Linked DNA regions of Homo sapiens: region 1 is linked to region 2. Evidence: read pairs that join two places in POLR2A ChIA-PET (ENCODE). Cell type or tissue: GM12878. All regions are shown on one strand. Each heading gives the region's core, and the rest is flanking DNA. Links, peaks and the distances in the headings are about the cores only. Region 1 overlaps PTPN9 (protein tyrosine phosphatase non-receptor type 9). Region 2 holds the start of SNX33 (sorting nexin 33).

What was found. ChIA-PET counts read pairs that join two places held together with the same protein. Peaks named below come from ENCODE experiments on the same cell type or tissue, not always from the same donor. Only the 100,000 strongest peaks of a DNase experiment are listed, where the experiment ranks them.
Region 1: POLR2A ChIA-PET joins it to region 2 with 10 read pairs; 8 of 35 experiments call an interaction of 5 or more read pairs at or near these places.

What each region holds. Positions count from the first base shown.
Region 1 is chr15:75,532,080-75,540,760 of GRCh38, forward strand. The region is part of intron 1 of PTPN9 (protein tyrosine phosphatase non-receptor type 9); the gene reads right to left. Among named protein-coding and RNA genes, the nearest start is that of PTPN9, 43 kb to the right of the region's middle. In GM12878, for the core only: a CTCF peak has its summit at 523 (motif pointing left); no DNase peak of the experiment used is centred there.
Region 2 is chr15:75,642,348-75,651,028 of GRCh38, forward strand. SNX33 (sorting nexin 33) reads left to right here and starts at 5,565. Exons shown (of 2, transcript NM_153271.2): 1 at 5,565-8,226. The coding sequence starts at 6,756. RefSeq lists a silencer at 5,184-5,723 and an enhancer at 5,349-6,040. In GM12878, for the core only: a CTCF peak has its summit at 5,664 (motif pointing left); no DNase peak of the experiment used is centred there; H3K4me3 peaks cover 1,768 bases; H3K27me3 peaks cover 198 bases.

The DNA of each region.
Region 1 (8,681 bases), core at 490-8,489, 110 kb before region 2:
TCACATATCCATCTGTTAAGATAAATTTTCATTTTTTGGCTGGGCACAGTGGCTCGCCCCTGTAAACCCAGCACTTTGGGAAGCCAAGGTGGGCAGATCATGAGGTCAGGGGTTCGAGACCAGCCTGGCCAACATAGTGAATGAAACCCTGTCTCTACTGAAAATACAAACAATTAACAGGGTGTGGTGGCAGGTGCCTGTAATCCCAGCTACGTGGGAGGCTGAGGCAGTAGAATCGCTTGAACCCAGGAGGCAGAGGTTGCAGTGATCCAAGATCGTGCCACTGCATTCCAGCCCAGGAGACAGTGCGAGACTCTGTCTCAAAAAAAAAAAAAGATAACTTTTCATTTTTCATAAATAAACCATGTCCTAATAAGAGAAAGGCATGCAGGTTTCACACACTTCCTTCAAAGTACATCTTGCCTTCCTTTTTATTAAGCTCAGTTCCTCCAAGGTCCTTAATGTTCTGTAGCTCCCAAGAGCTGTTGCCTTGAGCTGACCTCTGTCCCCCTGCTGGTCAGGATGTTATTCTTGGCTTTAAGCACAGGAACAATTCCTCCTGGTTTGGCCTGACCAGGCCTTGCATGTAGAGTCCAGTGTACTATAAACAGTGATGTGATATTTACAGATACAAATACACATGCGTAGCACCTGCTCTGTTCAGCCTCAGATTCACCCTCCTGCACACCCATCCCTCTGGTGGAAGAGATGAACCTCTAAAAGGAGTCAGAAAGAATGGCCTCATCTTCAACAACCTTCCTTTAGACAGTTAATCAGATTTCTCCCTCTGCTTACACATAGGTTTAACATGACCACTGAGTACAAAGTAATTTGTAGCTCTGCTGGTTACCAGAAAAACAAGTCCCAGCAACTTTAATCAGCAACACAGTCTTCAGAAGGGATAATTGAAATTCTCAAAATTAAAACTCAGTTTATTTCCTAGTGAAAGAAAGAATGAGCCAAAAGATGAGTCACAGCTTAGAAAATATTTTAACTCCAGGACAATGGTTTGAATCTATCTATGCTTATGAAACACAAGTTGTTAACACCTGGCAGCTAAGGAAGAGCTGGAGTTCAAACAGCTCTGGTCTTCCTTTGGGATAAGGTCTGAATTGATATATGGAGAAACTAACATTACCACTTACAACCCTCCTTAACCAGTTTTTCAGGTAAGGGTAAGATTTGTTTTGTTTTGCTTTTTTGAGACAGGTTGTTGCTTTGTCACCGAGGATGGAGTGGAGCAATCATGGCTCACTGCAGCCTCGACCTCCTGGGCTCAATTGATCCTCCTGCCTCAGCCTTTCCAAGTGGCTGAGACTACATGCACACGTCACCATGCCTGGCTAATTTTTGCATTTTTTAGTAGAGATGGGGTTTCACCATGTAGCCCAGGCTGATCTCGAACTCCTGGGCTCAAGAAATCCACCTGCCTCAGCCTCCCAAAGTGCTGGAATTACAGGCATGAGCCACCGTGCCTGGCCTCAAGGGTAAGATTTGTTCCTGCATAGTCAAAAAGCATACTATAATTATCTACTTCTCCCACAACCATGTTTAAATAAATAAAAACAAGTTTCTTGACTATGGCCATGAAGATAAAGATACTAGAGAACCTGCTATAAAACAGCTGAGAAAGCTGTCAATTAAGCAGGGTACACCCTGGACACAATTCATTAGTGTTGAAATAATGGTATCAGAGAGAATAAAACCAACAACATAGCCTCCATGTTACATCAAACTCCCAAGAGCAGCTATAATTTTGAGATGAGCTTTGGGCAAGGAACTAGCCACTCAAGAGGACAAGAATAATGTGCTGGCACTCTCAGTTCCACAGGTAGTACCTTAAATCCTATATCCCAAGACAACCTAGGAGAGTGAAGAGCCAGACCTGTAAGAAACCTGCTCTTGAAATAAACAAAAAACTTCTGTCTCCTGAAATATCAGTTACCTAGCAACAAAGGAGAAAGTTTAGTGTGGTTTTGGGGATTATAAAGAACCAATCCATCTTCTTATTCACTACTGTGTGTTATTTGGGCAAGTCATTTAACCTCTCTGAGCCACAATTTCCTCACCTTGAATGAGAAACGGATGGAAGAGCACCCACTACCATACCTAGCACTTGGTAGTCTCTGAATGGATGAATGTTCATTCTCTTTTTTCTTTACTCTGGTCATTTCACACTAAAACTTCTTTCAACAAAGATAGAATTTCTTAGAATCATATGACCTCTGTTGCTTCCCTTTAGTCTGTATCAATGCAATCTCTCTAATCCATTTTATACAAAACCATACATTTAAACTAGAAATATGTGTTCAGGCTGGGAGTGGTGGCTCACATCTGTAATCCCAGCACTTTGGAAGGCCAAGGTGGGAAGACTGCTTGAGCCCAGGAGTTAGAGACCAGCCTGGGCAACATGGTGAGACCCCATCTCTACAAAAAAATTTAAAAATTAGCCATGCATGGTGGCACATGCCTGTGGTCCCAGCTACTCGGGGGGCTGAGGTGGGAGGAGTGCTTGAGCCTAGGATGCCAAGGCTGCAGAGGGCCAAGATCATACCACTGCAGTCCAGCCTGGGTGACTGAGTGAGACTCTATCTCAAAAAAAAAAAAAAAAGGCCAGGTGCAATGGTTCACGCCTATAATCCCAGCACCTTGGGAGGCCGAGGCAGGTGGATCACCTGAGGTCAGAAGTTTGAGACCAGCCTGGCCAACAGGGTGAAACCTCGTCTCTACTAAGAAAACAAAAATTAACCAGGTGTGCTGGCTTGCGCCTGTAATCCCAGCTACTCAGGAGGCTGATGCGGGAGAATAGCTTGAACCCAGGAGGCAGAGGCTGCAGTAAGCCAAGATCATGTCATTGTACTCCAGCCTGGGTGACAAGAAAGAAAGAAAAACAAAAGAAATAAACATTCAACTGAAAACGATTTTTTTTTTTTTTGAGACAGAGTCTCACTCTGTTGCCCAGGCTGGAGTGCAGTGGCGTGATCTCGGCTCACTGCAAGCTCCGTCTCCTGGGTTCACGCCATTCTCCTGCCTCAGCCTCCTGAGTAGCTGGGACTACAGGCGGCCGCCACCATGCCTGGCTATTTTTTTGTATTTTTAGTAGAGACGGGGTTTCACTATGTTGGCCAGGATGGTCTCGATCCCTTGACCTCGTGATCCACCTGCCTCGGCCTCCCAAAGTGCTGGGATTACAGGCCTGAGCCACCGCGCCCGGCCTCAACTGAAAACACTTTTTAAAGGACCAATTATTCCTTATTCAAGGCTCTGTGGCTATAAAGAAAAAGCTGAGGCCAGAAGTATTTAGACTTCAGTTCCCATCTTTTTGTCCCTACTCTCAGACTTCTCTGGCAGCTCCAGAGATTAACAATGCCATCCTAGGCACAAGCTCCTTTTAACAGCGCAAACTATGGAGAGGTCTCAATACAATAAAGAAACAGGTGTTGATTACAGGTGTTGTGCAGAACAAACACCATGAAAAAATGCAGTCAGTCATCCTGCAATGAAGACCTAAATAAGGAAAGTGATTCAAGATAAGATGCAATGTCTGGCTTTTAACAAATTTGAAGATACTTCTGTATTTCAACAAATATGCCATTTCTCCATTATTTCAGTGATGGATGCATTAATGAACTACCTTCCTCTCATGACCTGTTTCCCCCCTCTCTCCTTCATTGTGATTACTGCCTTTTTATATCTATTGATCTCTTCAGCCCATATTAATCTGCTAGGTGAGACTCTGAGCAAAGACACACTGGTTTGCTATAAGGCAGCAAGAGGTTTGATGAATTTCCAAACTAAAACTACGATTTTTCCATAAGCACTTTGTTAATGTACCAAAAAAGGAAACAAATCCAGTCCCTTTAATATTTACTGGTTTATCTCAAATATTTTCCACTTCTCAGGAAAACATTGCCTTTTCTTAAAATGTGATTTTAAAAGAGATAATGCTTTCTTAAATAGGCTCTTACTGCATTTGGGAAAAGTTTTAAGTATATTTTCTGATTTTATCGTATTATAAAACAATGTAATAACAAAAATTTGCAAAAAGTAAAAGGCCAGTCATAATCTGTGCACACACACATTTAAAGAAAAACTTAAGGGAAGGGGAAAAGAAAGGATTAGTCAAACATTCACAACAAATATTTGCTGAGGGCCCATTCTGTGCTAATCAGTACAGTAGTTGTTGAGAAGACACAACATAGATCGCTTCTTGGCCTTTCGCTAAGATCAAGTGAGAAGACACAACATAGAGACATAAAGACCCTATTCCAAGCAGTTTACAATCATTTAACTATGGAGACAGATGTATAAATACATCTTTACCACATAATGTAATAAATTCTAGGAAGGTTCTATGAACAGAATGCTATGGGATTCAAACTCTCTCTATGGATATAAAAAAAATTTTTTTAGGAGTGCCTTGAAGGATGAGTAGGAATCTGTCAGGCAGAGAAAAGTATTCTAGTCAGAGAACAAAATGTTTCAAATCAGGGTCATGAAAGAACAGGGCTTATTGGGGATATCATATAGCTAGTGTGTCCAATGTGTATGAGGGAGAATGGTGGGAGATGTGTGAACAGGGGGGCTGAACCAGACTGGGAAGGCCCTTGTATGCTGTACTTCAAATTCCAGACATGATCCTATAAACATAAAAGATTCAATAGAGATCTTTAAGCAAAGGGATGAGATGATGAGTTTGGTTCCCCTCTCCCACCTCAAAAAAATAACTATAAGCAGTGGGGAAGTCAGACTGAAAGGAAAAAAAATCTAGCAACAGGGAGGTAAGTTCCCTGAAGACAGGGATCATATCTATTTTATTCACCTAGTTCCTAGCACTGTGCCTGGCACAAAGCACTTACTTAATAAATATCTATGATGAATGAATGAATTAATTATTGAAGTCTCAATATTATTAACATTTAGAGGGCAGACAGAAGATGAAGAACAAAGGAACTTTTACAATTTTCTTTTAGAAATACTAGTGATTGCAGGCCAGGCATGGTGGCTCACACCTGTAATCCCAGCACTTTGGGAGGCCAAGGCAGGCGGATCACCTGAGGTCAGGAATTCGAGACCAGCCTGACCAATATGGCAAAACTCCGTCTCTACTAAAAATACAAAACTTAGCTGGGCATGGTGGTGGGCGCCTGTAATCCCAACTACTCAGGAGGCTGAGGCAAGAGAATTGCTTGAATCCAGGAGGCTGAGGTTGCAGTGAGCCGAGATCATGCCATTGCACTCCAGCCTGGGTGACACAGTGAGACTCCGTCTCAAAAAAAAAAAAAAAAAAAAACTAGTGATTGCTGAAAATCAAATAAATGGTGATCTAAACAAAAACAAGAGGAATCGTCAAATATCTTCCCTAAAAAAAAAAAAAAAAAAAAAAAAAAAAGGCCAGGCTCGGTGGCTCACGCCTGTAATCCCAGCACTTTGGGAGGCTTAGGTGGGTGGACCATGAGGTTAAGAGATCAAGACCATCCTGGCCAACACGGTGAAACCCCCACCTCTATTAAAAATGCAAAAAACTTAGCTGGGCGTGGTGGTGCGCACCTGTAGTCCCAGCTACTCGGGAGGCTGAGGCAGGAGAATCACTTGAACTCAGGAGGCGGAGGTTGCAGTGAGCCGAGATGGTGCCACTGCACTCCAGCAGGGCAACAGAGGGAGACTCCATCTCAAAAAAAAAAAAAAAAAAAAAAAGGCCAGGCGTGGTGGCTCACACCTGTAATCCCAGCACTTTGGGAGGCCAAGGCAGGCGGATCACCTGAGGTCAGGCGTTCAAGACCAGCCTGGCCAACATAGTGAAACCCTGTCTCTTCTAAAAATACAAAAATTAGCTGTGTGTGGTGGTGCCTGCCTGTAATCCCAGCTACTCAGGAGGCTGAGGCAGGAGAATCACTTGAACCCAGGAGGCAGAGGTTGCAGTGAGCCAAGATTGTGCCACTGTACTCCAGCCTGGGAGAGAGAGCAAGACTTTGTCTCGAAACAAAACAAAACAAAACAAAACACACACACACACAAAGCTTCACAGTAAAGATAGCTCTCACATTACAGGCTTCTCCGAGGAATGTAAAGACTTGGTTTAACATCAGGAGATCTATCAAAGCAATTTTTATGTTAACAGGAAAGGAAAAAAAAGTATATAACCTTCTCAACAGATGCTGAAAATGCACTGCGTAAAATCCATCACACATAGGCCCCGTAATTTTTTTCTATTAAAGATGAGAAGGCCAGCAGGTACCTGCTATTACCACCACTATGTAACATTGCACTGAAGGTCATACCTAACAGAAGCCAAAAGATGCGTAACAACCTGATGCAAAAAGACAGGAATTTTAGGCCAGGTGTGGTGGCTCCAATCTATAATCCCAGCACTCTGGGAGGCCGAAGTGGGCAGACTGCTTGATCTCAGGAGTTCGTGACCAGCCTGAGGAACATGACAAAACCCCGTCTCTACAAAAAATACAAAAATTCGCCCAGCATGATGGCACACGCCTACAGTCCCACAAGTGGGAGGATCACTTAAGCCCGGGAGGCAGAGGCTGCAGTGAGCTGAAACTGTACCACTGCATGGCCCCCCAGCCTGGGTGACACAGCCAGACCCTGTCTCAAAAAAAAAAAGGAATGTTAAAGAAGAGAATAAAATTCAGAAACCACACAGTGTATATCTAAGTATACAGTATATGAAACAAGTAATATGACTATTAGTAAGCAAAAAGTATTATAGGAATTTAGATATGCACATAAATATTTGTAGGATACACAAAAAACTGGTAATAATGGTCACCTCTGGGGAGAGAAAATGAACTGGGGCTGGGTGTAATGCTTCACACCTGTAACCCCAACACTTTGTGAGGCTGAGGCAGGAGGATCACTTGAATCCAGTAGTTCCAGACCAGCCTAGGCAACAAAGCAAGACCCAGTCTCTATAAAAAAAATAAAAAAGAAAGAAAGAAAGAAAGAAAGAAAATGAACTGGGAAACAGCATTGGAAGATAACTATAAGCAACCTTTAAAAAATTTTTTTTTGGCCGGGCGTGGTGGCTCACGCCTGTAATCTCAGGTGTTTCACCATTTTGGCCAGGATGGTCTTGATCTCTCGACCTCATGATCCGCCCGCCTTGGCCTCCCAAAGTGCTGGGATTATAGGCGTGAGCCACTGTGCCCGGCCAGTGATTTATCTTTAGTAAACAAATTACATTTACTATCTTCTCTCTGAAGGAAGTTGGTATTTAGAAGATTTTTTTTTTTTTTTTGAGATGGAGTCTCGCACTGCCACCCAGGCTGGAGTGCAATCGCACAATCTTGGCTCACTGCAACCTCTGCCTCCCAAGTTCAAGTGATTCTCCTGCCTCAGCCTCCCAAGAAGCTGGGATTACAGGCGTACCTGCCTACTTTTTGTGTGTGTTTTTAGTAGAGACGGGGTTTCACTACGTTGGCCAGACTGGTCTCGAACTCCTGACCTCATGATCCGCCCGCCTCAGCCTCCCAAAGTGCTGGGATTACAGGCATGAGCCACCGCGCCCAGCCTAGTAGAGAAGATTTAATTGGAGGACCACGAAGGTAGAAATGTTCACCCATTTGAATATGTGAACTTTTTTATTGTTGTTTTTTGAGATAGAATCTCCCTCTGTCACCCAGGCTGGAGTGCAGCGGTGTGATCTCGGCTCACTGCAACCTTGGCCTCCCAGGTTCAAGTGATTCTTCTGCCTCAGCCTCCTGAGTAGCTGGGATTACAGGCGCGCACCACCACGCCAGGCTAACTTTGTATTTTTAGTGGAGACGGGGTTTCACCATGTTGGCCAGGCTGGTCTCGAACTCCTGGCCTCAAGTAATCCGCCTCAAGCAACTCCCCTGACCTCCCAAAGTGCTGCGATTATAGGCAAGAGCCGCCACGTCTGGCCTGAATGTGTGAACTTCTAAATTATATGTCACGTTTTATTTATTAGGAAGTGTGAAGTATAGAATTCCTTATGGCTAAGACCTATAAAGGTATCATTAAAAAATTTAAAGACATAAAATACCCCTCAGTTTCTCTGCCTTTTTGAAGGAAAGCATCAGAAATAAAAAACAAAAGTGAAACTGACTTTTACAAAAGTTTAGTCCATTGAGATAGAGCAAATAAATAGGCACAATGAAAGAAAAGGGAATAGAGTCAACTAAGTTTGAGTGCACTGTAAATACTTTTTTAAAAATAATGTGTGGCCGGGCATGTTGGCTCACGCCTGTAATCCTAGCACTTTGGGAAGACAAGGCAGGTGGATCTCAAGAGTTCGAGACCAGCCTGGCCAACATGGCAAAACTCTGTCTCTACTAAAAATACAAAAATTAGCCAGACGTGGTGGCACATGCCTGTAATCCCAGCCATTCAGGAGGCTGAAGCAGGAGAATCGCTTAAACCCAGGAGGTGGAGGTTGCAGTGAGCTGAGATCGCACCAGCCTGGGTGACAGAGCAAGACTCTGTCTCTAAAAAAAAAAAAAAAAAAAGAAAGAAAGAAAGAAAGAAAGAAAAATGTGAATCAGGTCTGATTGGAAGCACTACTTCTGCTGCCTTCCTGTTTGTACTTTTCAGTTGCTGCAAGAATGATCCAGGCGGCTGCTAGGTGAGGTGACACATAATTCCAGCATTTTGGGAGGCTGAGGTGGGAGGATTCCTTGAGACCAGCATGGATAACATAGTGAGAT
Region 2 (8,681 bases), core at 364-8,363:
GGAGCAGAGTGGGCAAGGAGGAGAGGAAGAGGTTAAAGAGCTTGTAGTCCCTTGAAAAGACTTTGGCTTTTATGTTGAGAGGCATATACTTCGGGGTTTTGAGCAAAGGATTGACACTTATGTTTTTTGTTTGTTTTTGTTTTTGAGATAGGGTCTCACACTGTTGCCCAGGCTGGAGTGCAGTGGTACGACCAAGGCTCACTGCAGCCTCAACCTTCCAGCCTCAAGCAATCCTCTTGAGTAGCTAGGACTACAGGCACATGCCACCATGCCCAGCTAATTTTTATTTTTTATTTTATTATTATTATTATTTGAGACAGAGTCTTGCCCAGGCTGGAGTGCAATGGCACGATGTCAGCTCACTGCAACCTCCGCCTCTCAGGTTCAAGCAATTATCCCTGCCTCAGCCTCTCAAGTAGCTGGGATTACAGGCGCCTGCCACCACACCCAGCTAATTTTTGTATTTTTAGTAGAGACGGGGTTTTGCCATGTTGGCTAGGCTGGTCTCGAACTTCTGACCTCAGGTGATCCGCCCACCCTCGGCCTCCCAAAGTGCTGGGATTATAGACGTGAGCCACTGCACCTGGCTACTAATTTTTAAATTTTTTGTAGAGATGGGGTCTCACTATGTTGTCATGGCTGGTGTTGAACTCCTGGGCTCAAGCGATCCTGCTACCTCAGGCTCCCAAAGTGCTGGGATTACAAGCATAAGCCACCATGCCCGGCTCAGAAATTCAATTTTGGACATTTTTGGTTGGAGGCATCCATTAGACTTCTGAGGGGAGATGTCAAGGAGAAATAGATATATGAGTTAAGAGTTTTTTTAAAAAGGGCTGGAGATTTAAAAAATTGGGCATTACTAGAATGAGTGGTATTTGAAGTCATTCGGCTGGATGAGATCATCAAAGGAGTGCCTATGGATACAAAAGACAAGAGGACAACTCTACTGTGGTTACTCTAACGTTAAGAATTATTGGAGGCTTGCTGGGCGCTGTGGCTCATGCCTGTAATCCCAGCACTTTGGGAGGCTGAGGCAGGTGGATCATGAGGTCAGGAGATCGAGACCAGCCTGGTTAACACGGTGAAATCCCATCTCTACTAAAAATACAAAAAGTTAGCCAGGCGTGGTGGCGGGCGCCTGTAATCCCAGCTACTTGGGAGGCTGAGGCAGGAGAATTGCTTGAACCTGGGAGGCGGAGGTTGCAGTGAGCCGAGATCGCACCACTGTACTCCAGCCTGGGTGACAGAGCAAGACTGTCTCAAAAAAGAAAAAAAAAAAAGAATTATTGGAGAGAAGAGGATGAACCAGTGAGGTGGAAGAAATACCAGGAGAGTATGTTCTCTCCAATGCAAATGAAGAAAATGTATCCAGGAGGAAGGAGTGATCAACCAGGTCAAATGCTACCAAAAGGCTAAATAAGAGAAGGACTGAGAATAACCATTAGGGTCCAGCAACACCAAGGCTATTGATGACCTTGACAAGAATAGTTCAGTGGAGTGTGGGAGTAAAAGATTGGCCAGAGGGATTTAAAGAGAGAACAGGAGAAAAAAAATTGGACGCACTTAGTATAGACAGCTATTTCAAGGAATTTTGCTGCAAAGGTGAGCAGAGGAATGGGGCAATAGCTGGTGGGGAAAGTGGAGTCAAAAAAAATTTTGAGATGGAGTCTTGCTCTGTCGCTAGGCTGGAGCGCAGTGGCGGGTGCAATCTCGGCTCACTGCAACCTTTGCCTCCCAGGTTCAAGCGATTCTCCTGCCTCAGCCTCCTGAGTAGCTGGGACTACAGGCACACGCCACCATGCCTAGCTAATTTTTGTATTTTTAGTAGAGACGGGGTTTCACCATGTTGCCCAGGATGGTCTCGACCTCTTGACCTCGTGATCCGCCCACCTCAGCCTCCCAAAGTGCTGGGATTACAGGCAGTAGCCACCATGCCCGGCCTCAAAAAAAATCTTTTTTAACATGTGGGTTGATACTTCACTCAATAGCTGCAGCTTATTGGTTGCTTTCCCAGTCTATTCTACCTCCAAAAGCTCTCCCAGATTTTTGTCTCTCCAGCCTGTTACCCCTGCCCTATGTCAGGCCCTCATCATCTTTTGTCTGCATTCCTACAGTAATAGTCCAGTGTGTCCTGCAGGCTGCCACCAGCAGAGTCAGCCTGAAAACCACTGGGCACAGTTCTCCCTTGCTGTTTCCTTTCCTAAAGGATGGAAATTGGATGCCTGGATGAGGGATGGATGCTGTTTCCTGTGTATGAATCAGGGTCCCAGCAGGAAAGACAGAACACACCCCAGTGAGAATAACGTGAGAGGCTGGGGGTGGTGGCTCATGCTTGTAATCCCAGCACTTTGAGAGACCGAGGCAGAAGGATTGCTTGAGCCCAGGAGTTTGAGATCAGCCTGGGCAACATAGTGAAAAGCCCCCTATACAAAAATACAAAAGTTGGCTGGATGTGGTGGCGGGTGCCTGTAGTTCCAGCTACTTGGGAGGCTGAGGTGGGGAGGATCACCTGAGCCCAGGGAGGTTGAAGCTGCAGTGAGCTGTGATTGTGCCACTGTATTCCAGCCTGGGCAACAGAGTGAGACCCTGTCTCAAAAAAAAAAAAAAAAAAAACAGAAAAGAAAAAAAGAATAATGTGAGACTTGACTAAAGGGACTGTTTCCATAGGAATGGGCAGGGTATAGGGAGATCACAAGGGTTAGTGCAGTTTCCTGAGACTGCTAACATGGCCTGTTTCCCCTAGGACTGAAGAAGGTCCCTGGAGGGGAGGGAATGGGAAGATACAGGTTCTGGAAATCTCAGTGAGGCTGAGGAGTGAGTTCCTCCCAAGAACCTGGAAATAAGGGTGGCTCCTGAGAGTTACAAAAAAACCCGTCTAGAACACATGTGGGAGTAAATCCAAAATGGCTGGTCTGTAAATGTGTGACTGAGTGTTTGGGAACCAACTAAAGTCTGTCAAGGGTGGTGGCTGAGGACGCCTCGGGGAGGTTGGGCTGGAGGGGGACCCTATTGGGTGAACAGAAATCCCAATTGTATTAAGTAAACTAATAAAGGTAAAGCGTTTACTGTAGTGTCCATCACTCAGCAAGCACTAAGGAAGTAGATGCTTTTTTTTGCTTTTTTTTTTTTTTTGTGAGACAGCGTCTCGATCTGTCCCCCAGGCTGGAGTATAATGACATATACAATGGCACCATCTTGGCTCACTGCAGCCTCTCACTCCTGGCCACCTCACCTGGCTGATGCTATCTTTTTTTTTTTTTTTTTGAGATTGGAGTCTTGCTCTATCACCAGGCTAGAGTGCAGTGGCACAATCTCGGCTCACTGCAACCTCTGCCTCCTGGGTTCAAGCAATTCTTCTACCTCAGCCTCCTGAGTAGCTGGGATTACAGGCATGCGCCATCACGCCCAGCTAATTTTTTGTATTTTTAGTAGAGATGGGGTTTCGCCATGTTGGCCAAGCTGGTCTCGAACTCCTGAGCTCAAGTAATCCACCTGCCTTGGCCTCCCAAAGTGCTGGGATTACAGGTGTGAGCCACTGCACCCAGCCCTGATGCTATTGTTAAACTCAGTTTGGAGAAAGGCTATGTGGACAGAAGATAGATCACAGGGAAGGGGGGGGTCCTAAAAGCACGTGGGGAAAACGTATATTCTGTCTTAGAGATGCTAGGACGAACTGTCTTTAGAATGAAGGCTGCCCCATGACAGGAAGCAAGGTTTTAAGGTTACTTGACTGAGAGACTCCTCATACCCTTTCCCCTCTTGGGGGTTCCAGACTCACTGAGCTAACTTTCTGGTAACTGGGCTTCCCAAGGGGTAGCCCAAACTGCCTTGATCTATTGATGCAGAAATTCAGTTCTGCTTGACAGTTTTATTTCTCTGTGCAAATTGATACCTAGCCTTCTGGGGTTTGTACATAGGCCTTTATTCTGGTCAAATGCCAGACCTGCGAAGGGAGTCGGATCCACTCACTGAACCAGTGAAACTGGGTTTTGGAGCCAGAGGTCTGGGAACCATGTCCCTCAAAACAGCCAAAGGTATCCATCTTTAGCAGAACTACCTTGTACCAGTTAATCTGCAATAAGTGACTAGGGAGAGAATGAAGGGAAGATCTAGCTAGACAGGGTAGACAAGACTCCAGGGTATAGCCAGGAAAGGGAGTCCTCCTGAAGCCTTTGCCTCATCTTAGGCACTTCCTCCTTCAGGAAGCTTTCCTTGATCCTTGCTCTACCCAGGCTGGGGTAGGTACCCTCATGTGCACTTTTCATGGCACTAACTAGTCACACTGGGCAGGGAGCATTTGTCTACTTGTCACAACATATCTGAGCTTTTGGAAAATAAGGATAATGTCTTATTTGTCTTTGTAGCTCAGGGGCCTGGTGCAGAGTAGGTACTCAGTTAATGTTTCTTGAGTGCATGACTTGGCTGAATGAATGACTGAGACAGAATGGATTGATTAAAGACAAGAGAGGGTGGACTGTAAGCCCCCCAGGATAGAAACCCCGACTGCCTTGTGGTGTACTACTCCCCAGTGCCCAGCACAGTGCCTAGCAGAATCAATGCCCAAAGTGTTCCCGATATGCTGACCGAGGGTCAGATCCCACTTGCCTCTTCTCGAAGATTCTCTACCTGACCACTTCTCTCCTTGCTGCCGCTGGCTAGCACAGAACATCCAGTCCCCGCTGCTGTACTAAGCAACACGGAACCGGGTGGCACCTAGACTTGTTCCCTGTCGCTGCAGATGTAGAGTAGTGTCTTTCCCTCCTTCCAAGCTAGTCGCCCAGGGCAGGGTCGCCCTGTCTGGCTAGGGTGCTGCACCCGCAGCTCTCGGTATCTTAGGTCAGACGCCTGGAACGCGCAGGCCGTTTCTGTTCCTCCGGAAAACAATCTCTGAGCTGCGCCACGACCCGTCCCTGCGGAGCAGGAGTGGGGAATGGGAAGGTGGGAAGGCGAGTCCGCGACTCTGCTCCCCAACCCCAGCTGGCGCGGCGGCTTTCCACGCACCCCCCTCCCCCCACCCCGATCTCCCGATCCTGGCTCTGGCGCGGTGCTCCTTGCAGCCCCACGCTTTGCAAACTTTCGGAGTTTTACTCCATTTGCGTCACGGAAAAGGCAGGAGGATGACGGAGTCCAGGAAGCGAGGCAGCGGCAGCTGGCAAGCTCCCCCGCCGGGCGCTCCAACCACGGGGGCGTGAGGTGTCTCCCGGCGAGGGCGGACAGGCGGAGGGAGAGGAGGGGAGGTGGCGGTCCCAGGGACCAGCCCCGGAGGCTCTCGGGCCCCCTCGTTCCCGGGTCGTTTCCTCCCTCTCGCCTCCCGGACTGAGCGCCAGCGAGCGAGGGCGCTGGCCAGCTGGGAAGCCGCGCGGAGGAGTAGGCGGGGGCTCGGCTGCAGCGCCCCGGGCCCGCGGGAGGGCGGAGCTGGCCGTCCCTGCCCCGCCGGGACGCACGGAAGTGCAGCGGAGTTTGCCCGATTCTCCAGCCTGCTTCCCCCTCCCTCCTCCCTCTCCCCACCCCTCACCTCCCCTTTGGCGATCCCCTCCTTCCTCAGGACGCCACCTCCCGGAATCGCCTTTTTGTTTTGGAGCTGCCTTCTCGCTGGCGGAGCGGAGGGTCTGCGAGCGCCGGGGAAGGCAGGCTGGGGGCGCAGCCCGCCCCCCACTGGCCGGGCCCCGCAGGGCGGAGAGGAGGACGGACGGACAGACGGCTGGCCGCGCCATCTGCTCGCCGGAGCTCACTCTCCAAACTCCAAACTGTTGAGTGTGTGCGTGCACGCGAGGGTGGTGATCGGGGGTCGTAAGTCCCGGGTGAGGAACCGGTTTCTGCTGGGGTTACCTTTGGACGGGGTTCCTGGGATTCAGAGCAGGGTCAGCGTCAGGCTCAGAAACTGCTGAGGAATTAGGCAAACAAAAGAGACCACTCAGCGAGTGGCTAGAAGTCGCCCGACAGCCTCGTCGCGCCCCCTCCTTCCTCCGGGGTTGGGGCTGGCCACTTCTGGGGCGGGGAGAGGGCGCCCGAGCCGGCGGGGGCTCCGGCTGCGCAGCCGGGGTCGAAGAGTTGGCGGCCTGTTGTGTAAGCCTCAGTCCTTGTTTTCCCGGCCTGGCTCGTTGTGAAGCCGGACACATCCACCCTTGGACTCGATTCAGGCGGCTGCTGCTTTTCTCCTTGCCCCTCTTGGATTTTCCGGATTTTTGAAAACCCAGTGGCCCAGGAGCAAGAGGAGGAAGGAGGAAGGGGCAGATCTGCAGAGGAATGTGAGAGCCTCCCAAAGCGAGAGCCGCCAAAAGAATCTGGGAGCCAGAGGGACAGCCGAGCCCTGCCCGGGTTTCTGGAATGGTGGTTTCAGAGTGAGTCTCTTCTATTTTAGAACGTTGTTCCAGTGGAAAGTGTCGAATTTTTCCCCTCGCAGGGCAGATTTCTCCAGGTCACTTGACTTTTCTTCTGGGAGTAGGAGTTAGGAGAGATTCCCCTCTAACCCCCCAGAGGCTGCTAAGGGAGGAGGAGACTGTGGACATGAGCCCTCCCTGCTCACAAGCATATGCCCGGAGACCTGATAGGGCAGTTTCTGGGCCATGGACATTGCTTTGAAGAGGGGGAGACTGGACAGCATCTGTGGGTGCTGAGACCCCACCTTAGGACCTGAGAGATTGAACTGTGTAAGCGCCATTCAGCTGCGAGTGCATTCTTGGACTGCCTTGTGAGCATCCCCGGTCTGGGCAGGACCCTCTCCTTCCCATCTTTCTATACCACCCAGCCCAGCCATGGCACTGAAAGGCCGAGCCCTCTATGACTTTCACAGTGAGAACAAGGAGGAAATCAGCATCCAGCAGGATGAGGACCTGGTCATCTTTAGCGAGACCTCACTGGATGGCTGGCTGCAGGGCCAGAACAGCCGTGGGGAGACAGGGCTCTTTCCTGCCTCTTATGTGGAGATCGTCCGTTCTGGCATCAGCACCAACCATGCTGACTACTCCAGCAGCCCTGCAGGCTCTCCCGGAGCCCAGGTGAGCTTGTACAACAGCCCCAGTGTGGCCAGCCCAGCTAGGAGTGGTGGGGGCAGTGGCTTCCTCTCAAACCAGGGTAGCTTTGAGGAGGATGATGATGATGACTGGGATGACTGGGACGACGGATGCACAGTGGTGGAGGAGCCACGGGCTGGTGGGCTGGGCACCAACGGGCACCCTCCCCTCAACCTCTCCTACCCTGGTGCCTACCCCAGCCAGCACATGGCCTTCCGGCCCAAGCCACCACTGGAGCGGCAGGACAGCCTGGCATCTGCCAAGCGAGGCAGTGTGGTGGGCCGTAACCTCAACCGTTTCTCATGCTTTGTGCGTTCTGGAGTGGAGGCCTTCATCCTGGGTGATGTGCCCATGATGGCCAAGATCGCTGAGACATACTCCATTGAAATGGGCCCTCGTGGCCCCCAGTGGAAGGCCAATCCCCACCCATTTGCCTGCTCTGTGGAGGACCCCACAAAACAGACCAAATTCAAGGGCATCAAAAGCTACATCTCCTACAAGCTCACACCCACCCATGCTGCCTCACCCGTCTACCGGCGCTACAAACACTTTGACTGGCTCTATAACCGCCTGCTACACAAGTTCACTGTCATCTCGGTGCCCCACCTGCCTGAGAAGCAGGCCACTGGCCGCTTCGAGGAGGACTTCATCGAAAAGCGGAAGCGGAGACTCATCCTCTGGATGGACCACATGACCAGCCACCCTGTGCTCTCCCAGTACGAAGGCTTCCAGCATTTCCTCAGCTGCCTGGATGACAAGCAGTGGAAGATGGGCAAACGCCGGGCGGAGAAGGATGAGATGGTGGGTGCCAGCTTCCTGCTCACCTTCCAGATCCCCACCGAGCACCAGGACTTGCAGGACGTGGAAGATCGCGTGGACACTTTCAAGGCCTTCAGTAAGAAGATGGACGACAGCGTCCTGCAGCTCAGCACTGTGGCATCAGAGCTGGTGCGTAAACATGTGGGGGGCTTCCGCAAGGAATTCCAGAAGCTGGGCAGTGCCTTCCAGGCCATCAGTCATTCCTTCCAGATGGACCCCCCCTTTTGCTCTGAGGCCCTCAACAGTGCCATTTCTCACACGGGCCGTACCTATGAAGCCATCGGGGAGATGTTTGCTGAGCAGCCCAAGAATGACCTCTTCCAGATGCTGGACACACTGTCTCTCTACCAGGGCCTGCTCTCCAACTTCCCTGACATCATCCATCTACAAAAAGGTAAGGCCCAGTGCAGGCAGGAAACTCGTCCTGAGTCTGGCTCTCTGCTGGGCCCTGGGGAGATGGGGATGGCCTGGATAGAATGGAGCAACTTGTCTTTATTTCTCTGTCTCAATCATTCATTTAACAAATGTGTTGGGCTGGGCACGGTGGCTTACGCTTGTAATCTCAGCACTTTGGGAGGTTGAAGTAGGAGGATCACTTGGGCCCAGGAGGTTGAGACTACAGTGAGCCCGATTGTGCCACTGCACTCCAGCCTGGGTGACAGAGTGAGACCCTGTCTCTAAAACAAACAAACAAACAAACAAACAAACAAATGTGTTGAATATCAACTCTGTGTCTGTGGCAAATGTGCTTCTAGGTGCAGGGATATTGTTGTGCACAGGCCCGGTCTCTGTCCTCATGGAGCTTGATATTTACCTTCTTGTCAGTTCATTCATTTTCTCTGTTTGCAT